4 separate regions of the Homo sapiens genome follow, and all the other regions are linked to region 3. A link is a contact called in ENCODE Hi-C or POLR2A ChIA-PET data. All regions are on one chromosome and are shown on one strand. Each heading gives the region's core, a stretch centred on a gene start or an enhancer-like site at or near the end of the contact. The rest is flanking DNA. Distances are from core to core; before and after follow the strand shown.

Region 1 (3,269 bases), core at 544-3,043, 1.2 Mb after region 3:
TGGTGAGGAACGTGACAGGAAGATAGGATAAGAGATGTTCCCAGAGCCACATGCTACATGAGAAACTGGGACTTGAACCAGATCAGTGTGGGAGGCGAGCCCATGCTTGAAGCTATTCTTCCCAGTCCTGCACTGGGACAGGACCTGGTGCATGGGCTTTTCTTGACATCAGCAGGCCAAGGCTGGCAGGAGAAGTGTTTATGATCTGCCTGGGGTGGAGTAGAGAGAGGGAGGATGGGCTGAATGTCTGGGTAGCTTCAGAATGCCTTAGAGGTGTACTCCTGCTTCCTGGTGGAGGACAGTGACTTAACAAAGCTCCCACTGAGATTTCTGATGCTGCAATAACAACCTGTCTGGTGTTTTGATATTTTTCCCCATTTCCTCTTTTTGGAAAATGTGAAGAAAATGACAGGGAGCTGTCTCTATGAATGCTCAAGAGCCCAAACCAACCGGAGTATAAGAAAGAGGTGGAAGAAATAAACTACGTTTGAAATGTGCTTCTGTTTCAACCTAAGTAAGATGAAAGGCAGCCTGCAAAGTTTTTAATTGAGAAGGCAGGAGGTACCACAGAACAGAGGTCATCTACCTGGTGATGTAGTCATTCATATCAATTGAGCAAATCAAATCTGTTATGCATACGCACAATTCAGAGTTCCAATATCTTTTCCTAGAATAACAAGCAAAGTGCCCTTAACTATTTGCCACAAGCCAGTGAATTGACTCACAGGTGTAGGCTCCCATCTTGGCTCTGTGGCTTGTTGTGAATGTGACCTTCAATGTCATACCCAACATATGAGGGCCAGTGTGAATGTTGAGTCTGACTTCTAGCTCTGGAGTGGTGGTGCGGGTTGGAGATGATGCATGCAGATACTTTTAAGAGACTATCATCATCTGGTCCAAACTATTATTTTGTAGGTGTTGATGCAGACCATTCATCAAGAAGGGAAGGGGCTCCTCTATGATCTCACAGCACCTCTTATGCTGGCCTTGGGACCACCAAAGTAGAAGTCTTTTGGCTGTGACATCTGTGACATGTGGCCCACCTCAAGGTCTGCCTCTTGTCATTAAAAGCCCTTGTCCATATTTCCTCAAAGTCAGTTACACACTAGATACAGGGACCATGTAAAGACAGTGCTCAGCGTCCTATGCCCTCCAGGACAGAGTGACCAACACACTATGCTATGGAGCACTGGAACTGTGGCCAGCCTGAATTGAGATATGCTGTGGGTGGAAAACAAACTCAAGTTCTCATACTCAGTATACCATAAAAAAGTAAAATGTCTCATTGATAATTTTGTGTGGTTTGCTGATTGAAATAATATTTTGAATGAATTGGGTTAAGTCAAATACATCATTAAACTTCATTTCACCTGTTTAATTTTACATTTTTTTAAAATGTGGCTAACAGAACATTTAAAATTACACAGGAGTCTCTCACTATGTTTTACTAGGCAGCGTCATAGTGGCTCAGAATTTTTTTTTTCTTTCTTACTCTACTATCAGGAAATGTACTCCATTTCTTCTTCTGCAACAGAGCCTGTGCTTGCCATCTCATTTTTACTGTGTGCACAGTTTCCTGTAGTAACAGTGGTAACGGTTCTCATAATGATGAAGGTTGTTTGTAAAACCCCACATCCTCGATGGCCTCTTCTTTACAAAATGTTCCCACAGAGATTCTTGCTTCACCATGTCTTTGCCTGCATGGCCAAGATGACTTGGCCCCACACAGGAGTTTCTGCCGGGCATGTCACCATCCCTAGGTCTAATTCAGTGGGGTGAATGGTCACATTCTCAGCCTCCTGCTCCCTCTGATCCTTCTAAAGAAGGAAGTGCCTGCCTCTCTCTCTCACCTTTCACCTGAGGTGATGTAGACACTGTTGATTCAAGGAGGTATTATTTCTTCCTGTTCTGTTCCCTCCAACCGTCCCCACACCACTTTCTTCTTTGTGACTCACTAAACCCATATAACCGACTGGGGTCCTATTTAACTTATGTGCATATTAATTTGGCAAACATTCATTCTGCATCTCCTAAACACCTGATACTGAGCTAGTGGCTAGGGATGGAAAGAAGAGCTTGAACATCGCCTTTGGTTGGCCTCAAGGAATCATAGACAAGTTGATAAAACACAGTATTACAATATATAGAGGCATCAGCTGAGGTCACAAAGTAGGTTGCCTAACACATCTGATGATGAAAGAGAAGACTCTCTAAAGATGTGTTCAGTTGAGTGGAAAGGATGACTATAGCTCAGCTAGGGCTTACTGTATTATTAGTATCATTATTGTTATTTTTGCTATCATCATCATTTTTTAAAGTTAACTGCAAAGGAATGGACTTAAGGAAGAGCATGTAAAATTTAGGGAATTAGAAACACAAGAGATGGAGAATGAGGAAGCTGCTCCTGAAGGCCCCAAAATCCGAGTTTAGGGATTCACATTTCATCGTAAACTCAGTGAGAAGTCCCACGTGGTACTCATAAAGATGCATGAAACAGTCAGCCCAGCATTAGGAATCCATCACTTTGGTAGCCATGGGGTAAGGAATAGAATTGTTCTTACCCTATGTGTGGAGAGAAGATCAGCCATGTGTCCAAAGAGTCCAACTGTTTTGTCTTAGAAGACACAGGCACAAGGTATTTGCAATTGTGTCTGCCTTCCTGTCATCTGAAGAAGGCCCCTCCTGGGGGTCCAGTGTTTGTCTGTGATATTATTTCCCACAGTCCCACCAAGCATAAAGGATTACATCGATGCTTCCTCTCATTGATGATGAGGGCAAAGGTGCTGGGTCCAGCAGGCACCTTGGGGAACTGGAGCAGATTTGGGGATCTGTCCTTCCTGGCCCCAGAGAGACTGGTTTGGTTCAGGGACCCCTGGGGCCCCATTTGAAAAGTGGCTTTTCTCATTTCCCTTTGATCAGGCAGTTCATGGCATATTTGGAAGGACAAGGAGTGATTTGTCTTCCACATGTGTTTTCATTTATTCCTCAAAGGCAGAGCTAAAGCATTAAGCAAGAATACAATAAAGTCCAGTGGGCAGACAAGCTTCAAACAGTCTCAAAGGGTATGTCTAAGATAAGCTCATTTGTTTATAATCCATGTATTTTTTAATAGTTTATGAAAAATACAGGTGGTAAACTTACATCTGGGTGAATAAGGGTAGAAGTAAAATACAATAATGCCAGGCATAAGGTCAATTCTGAAAAAGTTTCCATAAATTCCTGTGTAATTCACCAATGGGAGCCATTATTTAGGCAGGAGCTTCCTAGTA
Region 2 (3,157 bases), core at 144-2,643, 1.6 Mb after region 3:
TTCTTTTGTTTTTTTTGTTTTTTTTTTTTTTTTTTTACATGCTTTATTCTCTTTGGTCATTGCTAAAATGTCACCTCTACAGAGACATCTTCACTGACCATATTTTCTGTAGTAGATCTTCTCCTCACTTTCTCTCCCTGTGTTACATTTCTCTACATCACCTTTCAACTTGTCTGTTACTTGTTGCTTTAAACTTGTTTGTTACTCATTGTCTCCATCTCATATTGGCATGTAAGCTCCACTGCAGGCAGGATCTTTATATAAAGCAGGGATTCAATTAATATTTGACCAATGAAGGTTGGAGGTTTGGATGGGTGGATAGATGGCTTCATGTTGTGGAGTCACAAGAATTGCAAGAGCCAATTCGACTTATGAAAGGCCCTTAAAAATACAGTCTTTTATTTAGTTTTGTTTGATTTACTTTTGTTTCCCCATAAAAATTCTGCAAATCAGAAACTTAAAAAAAATTATCTGTGTCTAGGAGGGTAGCTTGAGGTCTCCAGCCATGTATCTTGCCAAGTGTCTCCAAGATGCTGCCCCTTCCAGGCCTTGAGGATTTGCTCTGGCCTCTGTGTATGGGCAGGGGAATATGACTTCGCTCGTAATAGCAAGGGCTAGTGAATGTGATCTGGAGCCAGGAATAAAATTCGTAGTAAGACTCTGGAACAAGAATAGTGAGCATGAGGTGAGAGGAATGCTCCTCAAAAAGCCTGTGGTGTGGCAGGTTTTGCAGAAAGAGAGAATGAAAGACAACAGGGGATGGCTAGCCAATGAGATGGCACAGGCTTCATCTCTTCTCTGTTTTGGCTAAAATCCTCATATCTATATACTGACATGTAAATCACCATAAAATGTTGGAGAGTCTTCTTTTGTGGCAAAATAATTGCAGCAGATATCAGAAGACCTATATTCTGATCCCACGTCTGCCTTGAGAAGTCATGCCTACTTTCTGTGCCTCAATTTCCTTATCTGTAAAATGGCCTTATTTCTAAAATCCTTGCCCCATCTGAGTCAGAAGGTTGGGGAGCTGATGAGCTAATTTTCTAATTACTTTGCTTAGTTGTGAAGTCGTACACAAATGAGCAGTCTCACTTATCCATCATAAAATCTTACTAAATGGTGTCTTGCTTTGTTTGGTTCAGAAAGAAATGTTTATCCTGATCGTGCATTCTGAGAGTTCACAGGAATTTTAAATCTAATTTGATTTGTCTGATTTTGACTTTCCCTCGACTTCCTATTTCAAAAGTGAAACTAAAGGAGGATCTATTTCTCTTTGGTTTCAGGTTCTAACAGTGGGGCTTTTTTTTTTTTTTTTTTTTTTTTTTTTTTTTTTTTTTTGCATTCTGATTGCAAGCACTGCCTAACAAAGCCATATTTAAACGCAGGGAAATGTCACTTACATGTTACAAAGCTCACAGAAGCAAGTCTGTCTCTGCTGAATCTTTGAAGATGCTGCTTAATAAAACCGAGAGATCTTTCTGTCCAACAAAACCTCTGTGCATATTTTTGATGAAAGGGGTAAAAAGGGAAAAAAGAGCAAGGTGATCACAACAATGGTTTTTCATTACAGTTAGATACCTCCAAGGTTTAGCGTGGCAAAGCCTATCAGAAAAGATTGGGTATTAATTATGAAGGTACACTTCAATTTATCAGCAAAGGATATCAAACAGGCCAAACGCCACAGTCTCTCATATAATTTATCTCTTCCTTGTAGGGAGGCAGATAGCAACGATTTGCAAATTGCCTCCTCTGCAAAAAGAAGGGAGAAAAACATACACACACAACACACAATTAAAAGCAGATAAGCATCAGGCAATGTGTCACATTTTCAGCAGAAAGCCAAAAGTGGAGGTCTTAATCTCTGGGGTTGGTTTGCTGCAAATGCACTCCCTGATACTTCCCTTGACGTGACTATTTAACTCCTATTAAAATTAATAGGGGTCAGGCCTGATCATCAAGGGAGAAAGGGCCTCCTGGCGCAGATAGGCTTCAAGTAATAAGGATTTGGTGATTACTATATTATTTGTCCGTTCATTTTCAGATTATCTTGTAAGTGTGTGCTCCTTGTGCTCTTTGGTCCAATTATGAAGAATAACATGTCGCATAGAATCTATTTTTATTAAAGCAAACTTCTTTTCTTAAGAAGCATATAATTTGAGAGGGCATATTGGCAGGATCCTAATGCAGAGAGCTCAAAACTTTTTCCCCCAAATAAATACTGTCACTTTTTCTAAACTAGGTGTACTTTTATGAATCAACTGGGACCTCTGACCCAAAGATTGGGACAGCATCAATCCATAGAGAAATCCCACTCAAACATGACTTGGGTAATAGGAGAGTGTAATTTTTCTGAAAAAAAAAAAAAAAAAAGTGATCTGAACTTAGAGTCAAATGATAAGCAAAAATCTAAAATATCAGTGCTTAACAAAATTATCTGGACTCAGTTTACTCTTCTGTTAAATGGGGAGAATAAAAACACAGGCCTCAAGATCATTACAAAGACCATGAAGAGTGATGTGAGCTTGTACAAGGTGCACCAGTCACCTAACACCAGACTCTCATCTCTGCACTGAGGTGATTCAGGAAGAACAAAAGAGTCAACATCTATTTGCAATTTTTCTAAGTACTGCAGACTCCGAATCTTGCCAATTAAAGAAATTAGAACAACAACAATAATAAACATAGTAACATCAGCAGCATAATTTTATACAAGAAAGGACATTTTAAAGGCACAGGGACAAAAGCATTTCTTTGAAACAAAGAAAGTTATTGTCATGAAAATCATGCTGCATCTCTTATTTTTCTCATTTCACTGCAGACTGGTGAAAACAACCTCTCAAACCACCTCTGTTCTACAGGTAGGCATTTAGAAGCCTCTGAAATGGACCATCAGGACAGCCACAGATAAGTTCAGTAGCTCACAGAGAAAGTGATGATTAAGCAAGAAGAAGGCAGTTGAGCTTTTTCTTACTTTCTCATCTGCAGATCAAAATGCCATAATATACATACACCTAAACAAGGGTACTTCTGTCTCAATTTTTTGTCAACCTTTACTCTCCTTTTCCACACATGTCATTGGATCAAGCTTGCTACTTTTACTGCTTGAATCATCCTTCATAAATTTTGGTTTGATTAAAGCTTTTTGGTTTCAAAGTCT
Region 3 (3,186 bases), core at 42-2,541:
AATGTCCCCTTTTTTTTTTAAACTTCCTTTTAACATTCTGCCCTTGGCATCTGTTCTAGGCATTGTGGACGAACGTAGACTGTGTTCTGACAATGGGTTAAAGCAAGCACTTATTGAAAAGCATTCTCTACTTAATTACATTTCCTTCTTCTGGAAGCTATTTTAATTTTTTTTATAATCACATGTTAATTGTGTATTAGCGGGGCCTTTCTGATTAGTTGAAAACATAATGAAACCTTTGTAAACAACATAGGGAGAAAGAAAGAGGAGTGTGCGAACAGACAGTGGTGATGAGCCAGTTGTAAGAGGCCGAAATCACTACGTTTCTTGATGCCAGGGAGGGGCTGAAATTGTACCTGGAAGGCCCCTTTTGAATGACGACTACTTGGTGGCAGTGGCTGACCACGGTGGCTGATCAGTGACAGAGAGGGGTTTGGGGATTTGTTCATGAGCGGTCCCATCTCATCTTAGCCCCTCTTAGCCCCATCCTGCTGTCTTGCACTCACTTATTCACTCATTCATTCATTCACTTATTCACTTATTCACTAATTTACTCATTCATTCATTCACTCTTTTATCCATTCATTCACTCATTCATTCATTCATTCATTCATTCACTCATTTACATTTTGATCATTAAATAGCATTCTCTATTGAGCACTGACCAGAGGCAGGACTCTTCCATGCACGCTCTGGAATCTTTCCACATCCTCAATACAGGTGTCACTCGCATTTATGGATAAGGAACTTGGAGCTCAGAGTTGAGCTCACTCATTCATGTTCAGCCAAGGCTAGGAAGCAGGAGAATCAGATCTTTCTGGCCCACAGCCCCAGCCCCAGTGTGGTTCCCAAGTTGCCATGTCCCTTCCCATCCAAACTTCAGCCGGTCTGGTACACCTGGTACCTGGCAGGACAGCAGGAGGGTAGAGGAGGCAGCGGGGCTGGGCCTGGGTGTGTGTGGCGAGGACGAGGTGAAAGGTAGCGCGCTGTGGTCTCCAGAACGTGCCGGCATTGTTTTATTTTCTGCCTTCTAACGAGAGCCACGTTTCTTGATTGAAAGCACCAGCCCCAGTTTACAGTCCCTATTGTGGCGAGCGGGGCCCCGAAAGCCCTGCTCTGTTCCCCATTTAAAGGGCTGGGCTTACAGGGGTTTTGCAGTTCCCAGGCTGTTATTAGGGAAGCGTGGCTGGGGCGCTTAAAATGAAAGTGCTACTGTATGCGAGAGCCAGGTTCACCGTGTGCGCTCCAAGGAAACGCTGCCAAGACAGTATTATGAACAGCCGCCAAGCAAAACACACGCATTCCGTCCAGTGGAGCCAGCACTGCTGCAAATAGAGGAAAAATTGACTTTCTGATTTGGAGTGTTTCTACAACTAAGAAGAATCACTCCAGTGATTGTTCTAAAAATATTCCGGAGCTAGCACGTTCTTGAAGGCCTCGGGATTCTGAGCGTCCCTTAATTGTACTTTTTATGTAATCTCTCTGGATCGTGTTTTTTAAAAAAATCACTTAAGCTTGCGTGGTCATCCTCCTCCCCCCGTCACCCCACATAAGTGTTGATGCTGCGTGAAAGAGTGGCATACGCAGCAGAAATTGTATTTTTATCTCTTTGACTTCAGGAAGTATATATTTGTTTTTCATCTCCTGCAGCCGCTGTTGCAGGGCTCACAGCTGAGCCACCAAATCTAGGGCAGCCCCTGACATCCCTGCCTTAGTGGCCAAGCCCAGCTCTGGAGGGAAGTCACTCGGAGCATTTTTTTTTTTTTGGTGGAGGGCTGCGGGCAGGGGGGTGCTGACAAATGCAGTCCCCCTGCCCCCTCTGCCATTTCAGGCTGCCTTCCCCCTTCACGAGGCTCGGAGCTCCCTAGGAGCCCCAGATTCTCAGCTCCAGGCAACTCTGGAATTCAAATGATTTCTACAATGATGAAATTGACTGGGATTCCACAGTTTCTTTATTGCCAGAGAAGTAGATGGTGTGGGCCCCTCCTCTTCTCTCTGTCTTTTCAATTCTCTCCACCTCTTTCTCCCTTTCCCACTCTCTTCCTGACTCCCCACTTTCTCTTTCAGTCTATTTTTTTTTTTTTAGATTTAGGTGCGGTCCCCACAAGGAAGCCAGTGTTTAAGTTGACGGGTGTGGCCCAGGGCTGCCCACTTTTGGGACAGTTGCTATGTGGACTGGCTCATCCTTTGTTGGGGAGATGTCCTGTGCATCGTAGATGTGCAGTGGCATCCCTGGCCTCTCCCCACTAGATGCCAGTAGCACCCCAAAGCCCAAGCCCCTTCAGTCTTGACAATCACAAATATCTCCAAATATTGCCGCAGGTTTCCTGGAGGGGCAAAACAACCCTCAGTTGAGAACCACTGTCCTAGGCTGTTTTTTTCTAACTGACAACAACCTGGAAAAGGCCTGGGGGAATATTAGTATCTATTTTGAGGTTCAAGAATAACCAATAATAAAAGAGTGGAATCAAAGGCCTTCCTTGAAAATTGGGACTGAATTCCCATTGTTAGATTTTACCCCCAAAGCATATTTTAAAAAGAAGTAACAGGATGACCCTAATTTGAGGGTGACCCCCCCCGTGTGGCCGAAGCGGGCGGTGGGAGTGGAGGTGGTGAGCTGTCTGTCACAGTCGCACCTGTAGGAGTTGGAATGGCCAGGTAGGTCAGACATCTGTACCTTCAAACAGTCGAGCAGTTTTTCTCTGAAATATTTGCCATGCCGAGCTTTAGAACAATTCTTCTTTCTAGAATTAGCTTACTGATAGCCTTATTGGTGAATGGATGCTTTTGAGAAATTTGCCAGTGGTTTTGGCAGTGTGTGTTGGAACTTTCTCAGTTTTACTGCCCTTCCTCCCTCCTTTCCTTCCTTCCTCTTCCCTCCTTCCCTTAGAGATTTTTTTCCCCATTGTTAGGAATGGGACTTCACTAAAAAAACAAAACAAAACAAAGGCACAGACAAGTGCCTTTTTAAAAAAATTAGTATTTATTTATTTCTATTTGAGACGAAGTCTCGCTCTGTCGCCCAGGCTGGAGTGCAATGGTGCCATCTCGGCTCACTGCAACCTCCACTTCCCGGGTTCAAGCGATTCTCCTGCCTCAACCCCCAGGTAGCTGGGACTACAGGCGCATGCCACCACGCCTGGCTAGTTTTTTTGTATTTTTAGTAGAGACGGGGTTTCACTGTAT
Region 4 (2,970 bases), core at 398-2,897, 1.7 Mb after region 3:
CTTTAGACTCTTTGTTATATTGACTGCATTACTCCCAAATGCTTTTTAGAGGAGGGGGGACATTTAGAAAAGTGAATTTCTTATGATCAAATCAATATGTTGTGGTTTATGACAATTTTATACATTTATGGCTAAGAACCTATCTGCAATCACTTCCTAGACAAAAGTTAATCATCTTAGAATTTAAAAAAACATAGTTTATTTTTTACACAATTTCTGGGATTGGATTTCCCAACATGCAGCCCAAACACCTGCTCAGAGCACAGGTAAAACAGAAGTCTCACCTCAAAGTCAGCAATTTTTAGAAAAACTTGACATACAAAAAACACATAAGAGCTGTTATGTTGGACATTCTTGCTGTAATGGCTATATATATATATGTAATTATTATTATACACATACACACTCACGTTTTTCTTTTGAGTCAGGGTCTCGCCCTGTCATTCAGGCTAGAGTGCAGTGGTGCCATCACTGCTCACTGCAGCCTCAACCTCCTAGGTTCGAGTGATCTTCCCCACCTCAACCTCCAAAGTAGCTGGGGCCACAGGCACATGCCAACATGCCTAGCTAATTTTTTTTATTTCTTATTTTTGTAAAGATGGGGTCTTGTCACGTTGCTCATGTGGGTCTCAGACTCCTGGGCTCAAGCGATCCTCCTGTCTCAGCCTCCCAAAGTGCTGAAAACTACAGGCGTGAACCACTAAACCTGGCCTGTTATATATTAATTTTAATTTAAAATACCCATGAAAAGGGGAGTAGGTTATTTTCAGTACTTAAGGTCCGAATATCGTGGGCTGCTGGGCTGGGGCTCACGACCCATCCGCAAATAACACAGAGGCAGACACAGAGAAAATCAGACATTGAGGCTTTCCTCACCTGCCTCTGTCTCCCTCCATCTCTGCAACTCTGCAATGCCCCAAGCAGGAGTCTGCTTTTTTGTATAATGGGCAACCCAATCTTGGCAGGAAACCAAAAGTCAATTTCCAGGAAAGGCAGAAAAGAGGGCTATAAAAACTAGAGGACCTCTGTGGCCTTGTGGTCACCTCTCCTCTCTTGCAAAGACACAGCTGTCACCAGAACCCCACGTCTCCACCAGCACAATGCCTCTCAAGATGCTGTAAGCGCCTAGGGAAAGCCAGCCTGCTAAAGGACGCACATGTGCGCACACACACAAACTTCAGGATGGCCATCAATTCAGTTCCTCCTTTACCAAACACTGTGACATGCCTTTCCCCTCTTCTCTCTCTCTCTCTAACCAGCCTTTCTCCCCCACCTCTCCCCCTTCACAACGCCCAGTTTTATTAGTATTATTATTCTCTTAAGTGGCACATGTAGTACCACTTCCTGCTCCATGAGGCCCCGCCGAAAGCGACGGAAGCGCGCCCTCCTCGCCGTGACATCTGTCTTGGCGGCAGCCTCCTCAGGCGGTTCTCTTGGCAGCCTCCACGCTGCCACCAGGCCTGTCGGGTGGCTGTACGGCTGACGGGCTGTCACCGCCGCCTCCTCTTGCGGGCTGCCATTTTCTTTTGATTTACCTTTGATTCGGAGGCATTTGCATGCTTTCATCACTTGGTGGACAAAGTCCTCGGCAAGTCTCCCATGGCTGCTTTCTGTGTAGGCAGCCAGGAAAGGGGCGGATCCCTCTGTGACTTTGCTTTGAGGTGTAAATGGAGGCCCGGCTGGCCTATGTCACGGGGAGCCCGGAAGCGGGTGTAGACTGTCACTTCCCAGCTCCCCGGGAGACGCTATGTAGTTGCTCCTCGCTTTGGCTAGGGAGCTGCTTCGCCAGTGACAAGTGTCCCCCGTGTCAATTAGTTTATTAATCACCCAGCTAGACAACTTGGTAATGTGGTAATTTCAGGGTTAGGCTGCACCGAGTTCTTCCTTTTCTGGCTGGGCATAAGAGCTCGTTAAAGGACTTCCCCTGCTCTCCAGAAAACTCTTTCTCTGCCTTTGTGCATATCCCAGTGAAGCCATTCAAAACTGCAACTCCTCTTCCCCGGCGTGCGGACAGGAGGGAGGACAGGGTTAAATTGCTAATCGAGGTTTCGTGAGGTCTGCCAGAGCCGAGTCTCCAACACTTACATCTGTTCAACAATTATTACAGCATTTTTGTCATAAAAAATTCAACACCCTGAGTGTCGTGCTAGCAAAACCTGAAAATTTATGCAGTGAATAGAATAGCTAATTTCTCTGAGGAAATGCAGGAGGAAAATTACAGATTTTACTTAAATTCCAAACACCAGAGTGCACACATCTGACGCCCTCTTTGGATTTTTTGTCAACCACCGGACCGAAGACGCCTTCCCGTCCACCAGGAAGCGGGGAAGACCCTGGACACATGCTCTGACCTTGGAAGAAGCCGTACTGTGAAACTCCAGACTGATCTATGCACCCACCCAGAGTGTCTCTAAAAGACCTCTCTCCCAATTAAATCCATGCGTGGTACAGAGTCAGACTTCGATTCCGGAGCGAGGTTAGCGTGATTGGTTTGCGTTTTTCCCACTCCCTTCTTCCAATTTGCCCCCCACGCCTTTAAAACAGCTCCTTGGAGAAAACAGAGGGGATGGAGAAGAGCCCCGACAGCATCGAGAGTCTTAAATCTCCTTAATTCATTCTAATGCTGTTTGATGCTTGCAACGGCAGCATTGGAGTTTGCCTCTCTGCTCCATAAAGGTCTGGAATATGGATTTTATGCTAAAACTAAAGCTGTCTAGTTAGGATGCCAGCAGAGTGGAACAATATGCTACAGGCGATCCTCAACTATTCTCCAGGGCCGGAGCCTGACTTCCCGACTGGGTGTTTGTTACCTTAATCATCATTGCAGCGGGATGAACAGGAATTTCTTGCACTGCCACCACAGTGGCACAATTAACGTTATCCGAATTTTCAGAGATTCTACTGCAGAGAGAGGATACTTGCTCCCCTCTGTTAGTGACTGCTCCAGGGTCCCTGTTTATTTTCCCTAGA

Evidence for each region. A loop is a pair of places that touch in the nucleus more often than their neighbours do. ChIA-PET counts read pairs that join two places held with the same protein, here RNA polymerase II (POLR2A). Pooled maps may share reads with other maps.
Region 1: a pooled map shows a loop between it and region 3 (2.9-fold over the local background). The contact joins two enhancer-like sites. A Hi-C loop is called at or near these places in 1 of 168 maps with a recorded cell type or tissue (CD4-positive, alpha-beta T cell) and 4 of 50 pooled maps. POLR2A ChIA-PET finds 5 or more read pairs at or near these places in 1 of 52 experiments (activated naive CD4-positive, alpha-beta T cell).
Region 2: a pooled map shows a loop between it and region 3 (2.5-fold over the local background). The contact joins two enhancer-like sites. A Hi-C loop is called at or near these places in 3 of 50 pooled maps. POLR2A ChIA-PET finds 5 or more read pairs at or near these places in 2 of 52 experiments (activated T-cell and activated naive CD4-positive, alpha-beta T cell).
Region 4: a map of CD8-positive, alpha-beta T cell shows a loop between it and region 3 (6-fold over the local background). The contact joins the promoter of LINC02325 here to the enhancer-like site in region 3. A Hi-C loop is called at or near these places in 2 of 168 maps with a recorded cell type or tissue (CD8-positive, alpha-beta T cell and naive thymus-derived CD4-positive, alpha-beta T cell) and 6 of 50 pooled maps.

Annotation. Positions count from the first base shown.
Region 1 is chr14:97,992,740-97,996,008 of GRCh38, reverse strand. No RefSeq gene overlaps it. Among named protein-coding and RNA genes, the nearest start is that of LINC01550, 16 kb to the right of the region's middle. Within about 2 kb of position 1,793, at least 3 of the 41 ENCODE cell types and tissues checked have a DNase peak (open chromatin) inside an H3K27ac peak, as active enhancers do; they include CD4-positive, alpha-beta T cell, where a contact is called at or near this core.
Region 2 is chr14:97,618,892-97,622,048 of GRCh38, reverse strand. No RefSeq gene overlaps it. Among named protein-coding and RNA genes, the nearest start is that of LINC02291, 66 kb to the left of the region's middle. Within about 2 kb of position 1,393, at least 3 of the 41 ENCODE cell types and tissues checked have a DNase peak (open chromatin) inside an H3K27ac peak, as active enhancers do.
Region 3 is chr14:99,190,301-99,193,486 of GRCh38, reverse strand. The region is part of intron 3 of BCL11B (BCL11 transcription factor B); the gene reads left to right. Among named protein-coding and RNA genes, the nearest start is that of BCL11B, 80 kb to the left of the region's middle. RefSeq lists an enhancer at 996-1,557. Within about 2 kb of position 1,291, at least 15 of the 41 ENCODE cell types and tissues checked have a DNase peak (open chromatin) inside an H3K27ac peak, as active enhancers do; they include CD4-positive, alpha-beta T cell and CD8-positive, alpha-beta T cell, where a contact is called at or near this core.
Region 4 is chr14:97,457,493-97,460,462 of GRCh38, reverse strand. It overlaps LINC02325 (long intergenic non-protein coding RNA 2325), which reads right to left and starts at 1,647. Exons shown (of 5, transcript NR_110166.1): 1 at 1,536-1,647.